Linked DNA regions of Mus musculus: region 2 is linked to region 1. The links are chromatin contacts, found by POLR2A ChIA-PET in ENCODE. All regions are on one chromosome and are shown on one strand. The core of a region is the stretch at or near the end of the contact, and the rest is flanking DNA. Distances in the headings are between cores, read along the strand shown.

Evidence for each region. ChIA-PET counts read pairs that join two places held with the same protein, here RNA polymerase II (POLR2A).
Region 2: POLR2A ChIA-PET joins it to region 1 with 13 read pairs in embryonic stem cell. The contact joins the promoter of Uchl4 here to the promoter of Snapc5 in region 1. POLR2A ChIA-PET finds 5 or more read pairs at or near these places in 5 of 5 experiments (Patski and embryonic stem cell).

The regions. Positions count from the first base shown.
Region 1 is chr9:64,175,720-64,181,656 of GRCm38, reverse strand. Snapc5 (small nuclear RNA activating complex, polypeptide 5) reads right to left here and starts at 2,360. Exons shown (of 3, transcript NM_183316.2): 1 at 2,237-2,360; 2 at 1,069-1,158. The coding sequence starts at 2,326. Rpl4 (ribosomal protein L4) reads right to left here. Exons shown (of 10, transcript NM_024212.4): 4 at 5,935-5,937; 5 at 5,441-5,565; 6 at 4,587-4,716; 7 at 4,180-4,336; 8 at 3,853-3,936; 9 at 3,640-3,760; 10 at 3,095-3,434. The coding sequence ends at 3,213. It overlaps Gm22571 (a small nucleolar RNA gene), which reads right to left and starts at 5,786; the gene lies at 5,716-5,786. Gm23136 (a small nucleolar RNA gene) reads right to left here and starts at 4,996; the gene lies at 4,898-4,996. It also overlaps LOC115487261.
Region 2 is chr9:64,232,972-64,238,908 of GRCm38, reverse strand. It overlaps Uchl4 (ubiquitin carboxyl-terminal esterase L4), which reads right to left and starts at 3,708. Exons shown (of 1, transcript NM_033607.1): 1 at 2,547-3,708. The coding sequence starts at 3,670. The coding sequence ends at 2,969. All of the region lies in intron 1 of Map2k1 (mitogen-activated protein kinase kinase 1), which reads left to right.

The DNA.
Region 1 (5,937 bases), core at 1,111-3,610:
AAAAGATCCAAGTTTGAGTACTAATACCCATGCTGGATAGCTACAAGCCCCAACTCTAGGGTGTCTGATGTTCAATGGAGACGAACTTGCATTCACACACACCTATAAAAATATCTTTAAAGTTCAATTTTAGGTTCATCTTTTTATGACTTTCCTCTTTCTCGTTTCTCCCATTCCTGGAAAGCGGTGAGAATAAGTCCTTCATGTTTACTATGATCTTAACTTACCTACCATGCTCTTTTAGAAATCATCAGTAAAGTAACTGTGTAGGCTACATAGCTTATAAAGAATTCTCAAAGCACGGTATATTCAGGAACACTGTATTGGCTCTGTTGAAGGCAGTTGGTAAGCGTGAGTAGGGTAATACCTGCACCTCATCCTTAGCTTTGTACTTGAAGCCACACTTAACAGAGCAGCGACCATGACATAGTCCTAAAGAGAGCAGAGTTTCTAAACAGGATACGAGTGCACATGCCTGTAATCCCAGGAGGAGAGAAGAACATACGGTGGCTAGCCTGGGTACAAAAGACACTGCTTCAACAGAAGCCCCACCACAAACACACAACAACCACTGCTAGCTTGTTGGGGTTCCTTTGAGTAGCTGGAAAGGATGGAGTAATCTGAGACCTGGGTAGGCGAGGCATATTGGTGTACACTAGAAGAGTAGAGGCTGCCTAAACTTGACAAAGTATAAAAGATAAGCTATTGTCTGGATGATTAATATAGATTAGCTAATTACTGAACTACAAATTATGAGGGGCTGGAGATGCAGCTCACTGGTAGCGTACTTGCTATTGTCTGGATGATTAATATAGATTAGCTAATTACTGAACTACAAATTATGAGGGGCTGGAGATGCAGCTCACTGGTAGCGTACTTGCTTACCTTGTATGAAGTCCTAGGTTCAGTGTACAATAAATTCGCCCAGGCCCCCAAATATTTGAATGGTACTTCCCAGAGTCCTTTGGACTTGGTAATAATGTGCCATACAGCATTTGCCTGCCCAAAGAGCTCGGGCACAATGGGACTCTACACTCTCTCTGGAAGTCTGTACTTGACTAAACTTACATCACATAACTGTTCAGGTGCAGGCTGAGAAGACAGTGTCTCGGTCCTTCCTCGAGAATTTATCATGGATTGAAGGGCTAATTCTTCAACCTAGGAAAGAAAAGTCAAAGATATTTATTTCACTGAGTATTCTGCTGGGTTACTATAGTGAGTGAATTCCACTAGATGCCATATAGGTTGGCATCCCTGAACTGCTCTAGAAGGGGAGGGCAGCTTTACCTCCTCACCCCTTTCTTTCCCTATGAAGAGGTTCTTTGTAACACTGGCAGTCCTACAACTCAGTAGACCAAGCTGGCCTTGAATTTACAGATATCTACTTGCTTCTGCCTCCAAAGTGCTGGGATTAAAGGCAAGTGCCACTACACTAAGGTTAGAAATGTGGGAGGCAAGGGGATCATAAGTTTAAAACTAACCTGAGCTACACACTAGGTTCAAAGCATGCTTGGGTTACACAGGCGAGACCACTTCTCCCCTCCCTCACCCCAGGAGACAGCTGGTTCCACAGACACAGATGGATGTCCTATGATTGAGCTTGTCTACTCATTAATGAGAAAGTAAAGGCAGAATGTTAAAAAATGCACGTGTTTCCTGGTGCACCAGGGTAACTGCGTTTGGGAGGTCATCTTCAACACACGATCATGTACTTGTAAGAGGTTCTGTTGCAATAAGGGTGGGCAGTTTATAAATGCCCTGAGAAAAACTGCATATCGTTTTTTTACCACAAGTATACAAGTTCAGTTTATAAAGGGCTCCTCTAATCCTCATGTCACTTACATTTAAAGATCTTGCCCATGAGTGCTGACCAGGGATTACCATGATCATTTCACAGGGACCAAATTACCCCTATGTCTAGGACGTGATCAAAGCGCACCTAAATCTGCATCCGAGTCATTCTCTGTTCCCAGAAGAGTTACTGGGAACTCAAGCGGACAAGTTTCTTTCCCAGACTTCATTCGCGCCTCAAGCGGGTCTGAGATTCAGTACTAGCATGACAACACTAAAGCCCCCTCTAGTGCATATAAACAGCAGTAACCCGTGAGCCGGCGTGCTGGGTCGGGGTAGATGCGGGCTCAGGAGCTAAACCTGCTCAACACCTAGCGGCCTGGAGCTGTACCGCCGCGCTCCGTCGACGTCCCGAGGGGCTAGAGCTGGAAAGCTGTACGCTCACCTTGAGGCGGTTCAGTTGGTCGTGTAGAGCCGCCTTTAGACGCAGCAGGGTTTCCTCCTCCTTGCGGAGCTCCTGCAGTCGACTCAACATCCCCTTCCACTTCCTTAGGGCGCTGCCTTCTACTAGGCGCGCGGTGATGACGTCACCGCCGACTGCGGAGACCAGCGCCGGGCTGAGGGCTTACTTTCTCGTAGCTGTTTTCTGAAGGGCCAGTAGGGGCTTAGCTCCCACGATCTGAAAACAAAGTGGAATCCCAAAGAGCATGGAGATTCTTCAGTCCCTTGGTAATCCCTCACAGTAAATTGGCCCCACAGGCTTTAGGATAGCATTCATCTCAGCACCCTGTCACCTACTTTCCAAGTGACTTTAATCTCTGCAAAGGCTACTTATGCAGGCAGGAACCAAAATACCCAAAATACCTAAGCCTAGTAAGGACAGGAATGCTACTAACCTTTAGGAACTGCCTTGTCTCAGGGAGTGTTTTTACCCACGCTCATCATTATCTGCTAGCAGTTTTAACATCAAGGCAAGAGGAAACGATGATAATTCTAGGATGATCAGACTGATTCATACAAAGAACACTGCACCTCTACAGACACAGTGGCCATAGCTGTGGTGGTCCCGCCATTCCCTTTTACCATCATAGGCCCTCTAGTGGCTACCATAACTACACACTATTCATAGGACTTGGCCCCTAGCTATTTATCCCAAGTTCAGTTTATAAAGTAGACTACCATGTGGAACAAAGCAGCCTAGAGAATGAAATTTTATTTAAAAAATTTTGTTCTATAATTCTGATGACCTAAGTTTGACCATGAAGTCTCACATCTTGCCACTTGTTCTTCAAAAGGTTAATTTCAAGGGGCTTGGAAACATCCACAATTTAAGAGTCACACAAGGGTTTGTCACCACATGTTTGATTTATTGAAATATGCGGTCTCTACTTGCTCTCTGGAATTTAACAATTTTTAATAGTTTATGCAGCTGGCTTCTTTTCTTCTGTAGTAGGCTTCTTCTCTGCTGGTTTCTTGGCAACCACCTTTTTCCCTGCAGGCTTCTGCTTCTTGGCATCCACCTTCTTTCCTTTCTTGCCTACCGCTGGCTTCTTGTCTGCAGTCCCCTTCTCTGGAACAACCTTCTCGGATTTGGTTGCCAGTGCAGTAGCTGCTGCTTCCAGCTTTTTCACACGAAGTTTGTGCTGCAACAAAAACAAATAGAAAATTAAGAATCTTATCTTCAATGAGCGCATCGTGGTTCACATCTTTAACCCCAGTACCTGGGGAGGTAGAAACAAGTGTGTGTGGTTGGGGGGGGGGGGGGCGCCAGCGTCTTCATAGTAAGTTCCTGTCTTGGAAGGGGGCAATCTAATAAAAAAAAAAAATTGACACGCCAAACTGACTTACATTTCTGGCCTGGCGAAGAATGGTATTCCTGCGCATAGTCTTGGCGTAAGGGTTCAGCTTCAACATGATTCTCAGGTTCTTCAGTGGATTCTTCTTCAAGACTCTGCGATGAATCTTCTTGCTATCAAGAGGTAGCATTCATTAATCAACATGTATCCCTTTAATAGTCAAGGGGTCGTATCAAGTGTTAGACCTTAAGTTTTAAAACTCTACCGTGGTGCTCGGAGGGCTCTTTGGATTTCTGGGCTTTTCAAGATTCTGCTAAGGTCGGTGTTCATCATCTTGTGCATGGGCAGGCTGGGGGGAAGGAAGAGAGAAGTCCAAAGTCTCATTCTCTAACTGAACACAAAGCAGTACAAATTTTAATTTAAATGTTTCAACTCTCCAGATACAGAATAAACCTTTACATCTTCATTTAATAATCACAGGTGAGGCACATCCAAACAATGGAAAACGCAAACAAAATGTGAATGCAGAACTTATGGAGGATGTTAGTGCACACATTAGTCATTGACGTGTAATAAATAAGGGAAAACTCACTTATAGTTACTCTTGAGGGAAGCAGCCTTCCGCCAAGTGCCATACAGCTCATCCAACTTCCGGAAAGCACTCTCCGTCCAGATGCAGAAACGGCCCACATGCCCACCAGGAGCCAGTTTCAAAATGTTCAGCTTGCTTACATTAAGCAGAGTAATACCTTTAAGAGGAAGCAGAATCAGGAAGCCTGCATGCCCAACAGGAGAAATACAACTTCTATGGCTCCTCAAGCTACCTAGGGCACTTAGAAGCTCAAGCCATCATGGCTGGCGTAGCTCACTCACGTAGGACTCAGAACTTCCACAATATCATGTTATTTCAGAAACACGGACCATGAAGTGGAATTTCATCATAACCAAGCTAAGTGAGCCTGCACAGAATAGGCAGTTAAACCACGTGCAAGGATTTACCAGGGATGTTGCGGAAGGCCTTGATGATACCATTATCTTCATTATAGATGATGCAGGGCCCCCTGCGCTGGATCCGCCGTCGGTTTCTCATTTTGCCCTTGCCAGCTCTCATTCTCTGAGAGGCATAGACCTATAAAGTAAGTAGCTTTAGTATTCTGATCAAGACTTCCCACATCCTCAATCTTAGCAAAACGAAAAACTGTCTCAGCAGGCAAAGCAACTTTCAGCAGCCACACCTGACACTTTTATCCATGAAATTCACAACTTTCTGTTACCATTTCAAGTCTCAAATCTCAGTTAAAGTTTTGAGCTGCTCAGCAATAATTTTCGTCAACCTTCTGATTCAGCTTACTGACAGCAGGCAACTGTCACTGAAAACAGAGTAAGACGCAAATTACAACATCATTGCAAGCCCAAAAGCCCTTTCTGTACCCCCCCCAAAAGACAGCAAGACTTCTCTCCAATGTATTTACAGCCAGGCAGTGGTGGCACACACCTTTAATCCCAGAACTCAGGAGGCAGAGGCAGGCAGATTTCTTGAGTTTGAGGCCAGCCTGGTCTACAGAGTGAGTTCCAGGACAGCCAAGGCTACACAGAGAAACCCTGTCTCGAAACACCAAAAAAGTATTTACATGTCCATCTTCCTTTAAATACTACAAAACGCCATCTACACTGGATAGGTTACCTATAGGGAACTTGGGTTAACGCAACCACCCCTATCTTTGCTACTTTGGCTCTTTGAAAGGAAGTTTCTATATCCAATAAAAACTGAAGCCACCCACCCATTAAACCTCAACTTATCCTTTGAATCCAAATCTGCCAGTATGGAAGATCAGTGTATATGGTGAGCTTACCTTTTTGATGTCATTCCAAGCTTTGAGTTTCTTGAGCAGCTGAACAGCCTCCTTGGTCTTCTTGTAACCTTCAACCTTATCTTCAACCACCAGCGGCAGCTCAGGAACCTCCTCAATACGATGACCTAACAAAACCAATTTAATACTTAACAGCAAAGTCTCATCTTTCCCCCCAGAAACACTGTTCCAGAACTCAAAAGATACTGTCTCTGCTTTCAGTGGCAGATGTCTCACTTTGCACCACACCTCAAAATAAACCATCATGCAATTTGCGCCAAATCAGAATTTCCACTAATATCATGCGTTTCAGAAACACGGACCATTAAGTGGAATTTCATCATTTTGACAGTCAAGAACATTATAAGAATGTGATAAGAGCCTACTATGTTGATGTAAGCATAAGTGACTTTAGCAGGCAGAGAGAAACAGAATTCATGAAAGCAATTTACTTAGGTACAAGTTAAAACTAAATGTCACATATCAAAGCATCAGACCTT
Region 2 (5,937 bases), core at 2,459-4,958, 56 kb before region 1:
TCTTGTGTAGGTCCAGGGTGAGTGCATTTTCTTTTTACTGAGTTGGTATAGCCATGTTCATTTAAAAATTAGATCATATGAGATATACTAGGTTTGATTCCAGGACCACAAAAGTAAGAAACAAAATAAATGAAAGACCTTAACTGCAGTGAGTCCAGAGTTTAAATTATTTGTCATCTTTGCCTTTGTACTTCCCTCTGGTAAACAGTCCCTCAAGAATGCCCTTGTCAGATGAGACTTCAGAGAGTTAACAGGAATGCCAAGCTAACTGAATGTTCACACAGAAGTCCTACCATAGTGCCAATCTACCTTTCATCCCTGCTTTCCTTTTGGGCTTATGGTGTTAGGTAGGGAGACAGGAAGAGAAGAGCTACCTAACATCCCAGTAATTACTAGTGTACTGGCTAGTTTTGTGTCAACTTGACACAGCTGGAGTTATCACAGAGAAAGGAGCTTCAGTTGAGGAAATGCCTCCATGAGATCCAACTGTAAGGCATTTTCTCAATTAGTGATCAAGGGGGAAAGGCCCCTTGTGGGTGGGACCATCTCAGGGCTGGTAGTCTTGGTTCTATAAGAAAGCAGGCTGAGCAAGCCAGGTGAGGCAAGCCAGTAAAGAACATCCCTCCATGGCCTCTGCATCAGCTCCTGCTTCCTGACCTGCTTGAGTTCCAGTCCTGGCTTCCTTGGTGATGAACAGCAGTATGGAAGTGTAAGCCGAATAAACCCTTTCCTCCCCAACTTGTTTCTTGGTCATGATGTTTGTGCAGGAATAGAAACCCCGACTAAGACAAATTGGTACCAGTGGAGTGGGGTATTCCTGTGACAACCTGACCATGTTTTGGGGAGGACTGTGGAAGGACTTTGGAACTTTGGGCTTGAAGATCCATCCATTGTTAAGACCTCTGTCGGATGTTGTGTAGGAGCTTGGAAGATAATGTTGAGAACACTGCAGAAGTTGGAGCTCTGGTGTGTGAAATTTCAGAGGGAAAATTAAAGACTCTTTTCAGGGCCATTCCTGTTTTGATTGTGAAGATTCTGTAGTTCTGGTTAGCTGGGGCTGAAGAATCAGCTGTGATTAACAAGATACCAGAACTACTAAAGCAAAAACTTTGCATTACTGGGACTATTGATGCTGGTTAGCTGGAGCTAAGAAATTAGCGGTGATTAAGAAGAGACCAGCATCATTGAGGTGACATCTTCTGGGAAGTATTTTCTGAAAGCACAGTGGCTGTGTTCCAGATATAGCCAAAGTTGTACCTTGTGCTGTGGCTGGACTTGGTAATGTGTAAGGGTCACCCAGGTGGTACTGGTTTTGAAGGCATGAAGGAGTTGAGCAGAGCAGCTGAGGCTTGGCACAGTGAGAGGCCATGGAAGGCCATTGGTGAAAGTGCAGCCTCAGTTGCAATTGATGGCCCAGGACTGAAGGGGTCATGCAGTGTTTTGGAGATGCCAGTACCATGAGATGACCACCAAGAGCAGCAGCAGCAGTGGAGTACAGGCATCTGGAGCCTAGAGGATGACTCGTGTGCTACAAAGGGCCTGGCTGGAGAAGTGACCCAAGCCCTTGGAGGAGCCCAGAAGATCGTGAGTTGGATCCCAGACATTGGACAGTTGGAGATTGACTTTTGCTTTTGATTGTGACTGTGCCCTGATATTTTCCCTCTTGAAGAAAGAAACTGTTTTAGTGGAGCCCACAGTTAAGAGACTTTTAATTGTAAAAAGACTTTGGATTTTAAAAGAGATGGATATTTTAAAGAGATTGAAATTTTAAGCATATGTAAAGACTGTGGGACTTTTAAAGTTATTTAGAATGGGGATGAATAAGATTGTAAGGGTTGAGGCTTACTAGTGATGTTTTTGTGTGTCAAGTTGACAAGGGGTCAATTGTACTGGCTAGTTTTGTGTCAACTTGACACAGCTGGAGTTATCACAGAGAAAGGAGCTTCAGTTGAGGAAATGCCTCCATGAGATCCAACTGTAAGGCATTTTCTCAATTAGTGATCAAGGGGGAAAGGCCCCTTGTGGGTGGGACCATCTCAGGGCTGGTAGTCTTGGTTCTATAAGAAAGCAGGCTGAGCAAGCCAGGTGAGGCAAGCCAGTAAAGAACATCCCTCCATGGCCTCTGCATCAGCTCCTGCTTCCTGACCTGCTTGAGTTCCAGTCCTGGCTTCCTTGGTGATGAACAGCAGTATGGAAGTGTAAGCCGAATAAACCCTTTCCTCACCAACTTGTTTCTTGGTCATGATGTTTGTGCAGGAATAGAAACCCCGACTAAGACAACTAGGATTGCAAAAATGTGCTGTATATCACTCATTTGTGTCTACTGATAAACCATGGTCACTGAGGGCTGCCAAGATGCCTTAGCAATTCAAGCCACCTGCCTGCTGATGCCCCTGGGAGCCACATGGTGGAAGGTGAGACCTGACTCTTGCTCAGTGGCACATGTGTACCCACAGACACATAAATGTAACAAAAGTAAAACTAAAAAATGTAGTCATTGAAGGCAAGGAAAGCTGCTTTCCCCAAGGACGGCGAGGCCTACGTTTCAGGAAAGACCGGGCTTCGTATCATAGTATATTAACATAGAGACTTTGGCAGATTATTATTCTTTTTTGTTTGTTTGTTGTTGTTGTTTATTTTTTGTTTTTCGAGATAGGATTTCTCTATGCAGCGCTGGCTGTCCTGGAACTTGCTTTGTAGACCAGGCTAGTCTAGAACTTGGAGAGCCACCTGCCTCTGTCTCCTGAGTACTGGGATTAAAGGTATACACCACCACTGCTGGGCTATTCTTGTACTAGAACATTCCTTCTACAACAGTTTCTTTTGCCTTGTTTGTTTGTTTGTTTGTTTCCACATAAAGTTTAATTAGTCAAGTTAATGAAAATATTAAAAATTTTGAGTTAGTTATGGCATCAGAAATTTAACTTTTGTTGCAAATAATACAGTATTTGGTGTTTCTGTCAAGATGCTATGCTGCCGAGAGAGCAATTGCATTAAATCTTAACTCATCAGGGTCACGTTCCATGAACTTCTTGCAAACTTTTATGACATCCTCTAACAACGTCTCATCGCTAGTTTTCCCATGGTTAATTGGAAATGGTTTCCATCCATCTAATTCATAGAGATGCCCATCTACATGTACTAACGCAATAAAATGAAGATCTACTTTTTCATCTATACTTGGTGCCTCAGTCTGACCTTCATGTGCACTGGTTTCATGAGTAACTCGAATAGCGTCATAGTTCTCCAGGTATTTGGCTCTCTCTTCAGGGCTCATTGATACAGACTCCTCCAGGAACTTTTTCAATGTTGACCCTGATTCAAAGTGCACCTTGTCTTTGTTGTTTGCAATGGCATGGATTAGTCCAATCGTTCCAATCGTTCCACAGGCATTGCTGATGGTTTGTTTCATAAAATATACTGATGATGTCACATCTTGTCCTTGAGATTTTATCTTTTCTTCCTCTTCTGTTCTGAAGACTTCATACTTTTCTGTGATAGGGAAGAGGAGTAACACTGCGCACACTGGTCTTGGTATGATGCTAAGAAGTTCAGACTCCATCCCGTACACATCAACAAACTGCCAGTTAGGATGCAGGCCTAATTGCTTGAGAAACTGGTTGGTGACCTCAGGGTTGGCCTCCAGTGGCAGCCAGCGTTGACCCTCCATGACTGCTCCGTCGGCCTCTCTCCAGCTCTGACCTTGCCTTGTTTAATATTGGTAACTAAATAACTCCTGGGTTAACCATAAATGGAATTTGTTGCATCCCTATTTCTGAGTGTGGTAATTAAAAAAAAAAATCTAAGCCATTTTCATATTAAAAAGCCTTACCATCTTTAGCAGGGAAAGATAAGGGGAAAGAGTTGGAAAAGTACCAGAAACAAGTGACAGGTGTTTTGGTGAGTTATGTTTCAGCTTGCTCTCCAGTCACAGGAGGAGTGTAAATTGCTGGTGATCATGTGAGGCAGAGGGGATGGAGGGTGAGCGGAAATCAGTGGTTCCGGAGGCACCGACCCTTCCATCACCAGAGGCTTGCCCACTGCTGGGGACCTGAGACAACTCCTGGGCAAGTTGCTTTCCTGATAGACAGGGCTGCCCATGGGGACTAAGGCTTGCTTTAGTCTTCAAGGTAATAAAAATGGATGTGTGCAAGAAGACTAGTAGGATGGAGTCCAAAGACTAAAGAGGAACTGGAGAAACAGCTGGCATTCACTGAGGGCTTTCTGGTCTCTGTAGTCACGGATATTCTACAAGAACGGTTACCAGAGTCCATTGTACCAGTTGGCGATGTGAAGCTCAGGGAAGCTTAGTAGTTTCATAGGGTTGTATAACTGGTAAGCTGTGGATCTAGGTTAGAGCCTAGGTCAGGCCTCGGCTAACATCATTCCCCACCCCACTGTGTAAAATGCAGGAGGATTTTGTAGTGTTGTACTTTTCTAAACTAGACATTACCCACATATAGCTATTTATATCTAAATTAACTAAAATTCAGTACAGTTTAAATACCAGTTTCTCAGCCATACTAGTTACCTTTAAAAGCCTTATTGGCCACTGTGGCAACTGTTTTGGGCAGCATACATGTAGACTATTTCTGTCATTGTATAATGTCTGTGAGTACTGGTCTAGAAGTCAACCATCTTGTCCTTTAGTTAATTCTTGCCCTTTTGCTTTGCAAAGGACAAAATGAAGGATGAGAAAAGAGGCAACTCATTCAACCAAAGAACACAGTTGATCCAGGCTCTTAGCCTGGCTGCACAGTGGAGTCTCCCGTGCCCTCTGTCTTTCCTTAAAACACAAACCGTAGAATTTAGAAGTAGTGATTTTTTTTTTTCTGTGCCTCCAGCTTCACTCCGTCTCTCTGTTGCTAGATTCTTTCTTCTGAAGCTTTTCTCTCAAGTTCAAAGGGTATATCCGAGTTGGCTTCCCCCAAGGAAATAAAAGATGTTTGTTGGAAAGGAATTCCACGCTTAATATATGAAGCGGCCCTTGGATCCCTTTGCTTCCTTCTTTGCCTTCCTTCCAGGCACTTTGTAATTGAACTTGCAGCTGCTAACCATCTGTCTTCCAAACAGTTCAGATGACAGAGGTTTGTGTGCCTCAAATGCTCGCAGCTGCCTGTTATTTGCTGTCCACATACATGGCATTTGTGTAGGCCAGATAGAATTAGATTATGACCAAAATGACAGTGGATCCCAGCATAGTGCTGGGATTGATTATAGGCATGTATCATCACACCTCGCCCCAGATTACAGTGTGGTTCTAATTCGTTTGTTAAAGATTAAGATACTTAATGTTCATTGAACTGATATTAGATATGTATCTTGTATACCAGGTACTGGTTTGCAAGATAGACTTTCTCTCTCTCTCTCTCTCTCTCTCTCTCTCTCCCTCCCTTCCTCCCTCCCTCCCTCTCTCCCTTCCTTCCTTTTTAAAGATTTATTTATTTATTATACATAAGTACACTGTAGCTGTCTTCAGACTCTCCAGAAGAGGGCATCAGATCTTGTTACAGATGGTTGTGAGCCACCATGTGGTTGCTGGGAATTGAACTCAGGACTTCAGAAGAGCAGTTGGTACTCTTAACCACTGAGCCATCTCTCCAGCCTAAGACTTTCTTTCTTTATTGAGGCAGAATTTACTATGAAGCTTTGATTGGCTTGTCTCTTTCTCCTAAGTGTTGGGACTCATAGCATGTCTCAACATGTCTGATCCTAAATGGAATTTAGGTGAAAACTGAAAAATGGGGCTAGATGTAGTGGTGCATGCTTTTAAGTTCAGCCCTTGGGAAGCAGAGGCAGGTTGGTCTCTGTAATTTCAAGGCCAGACTGATCTAAGTATCATACTATAGGCTAGTGAAGGTTACATAGTGAGACGCTGTCTGACTTACCAAAAAAAAAAAAAGAAATCTGAAAATTGCATTTAAATCTTATCTGAAT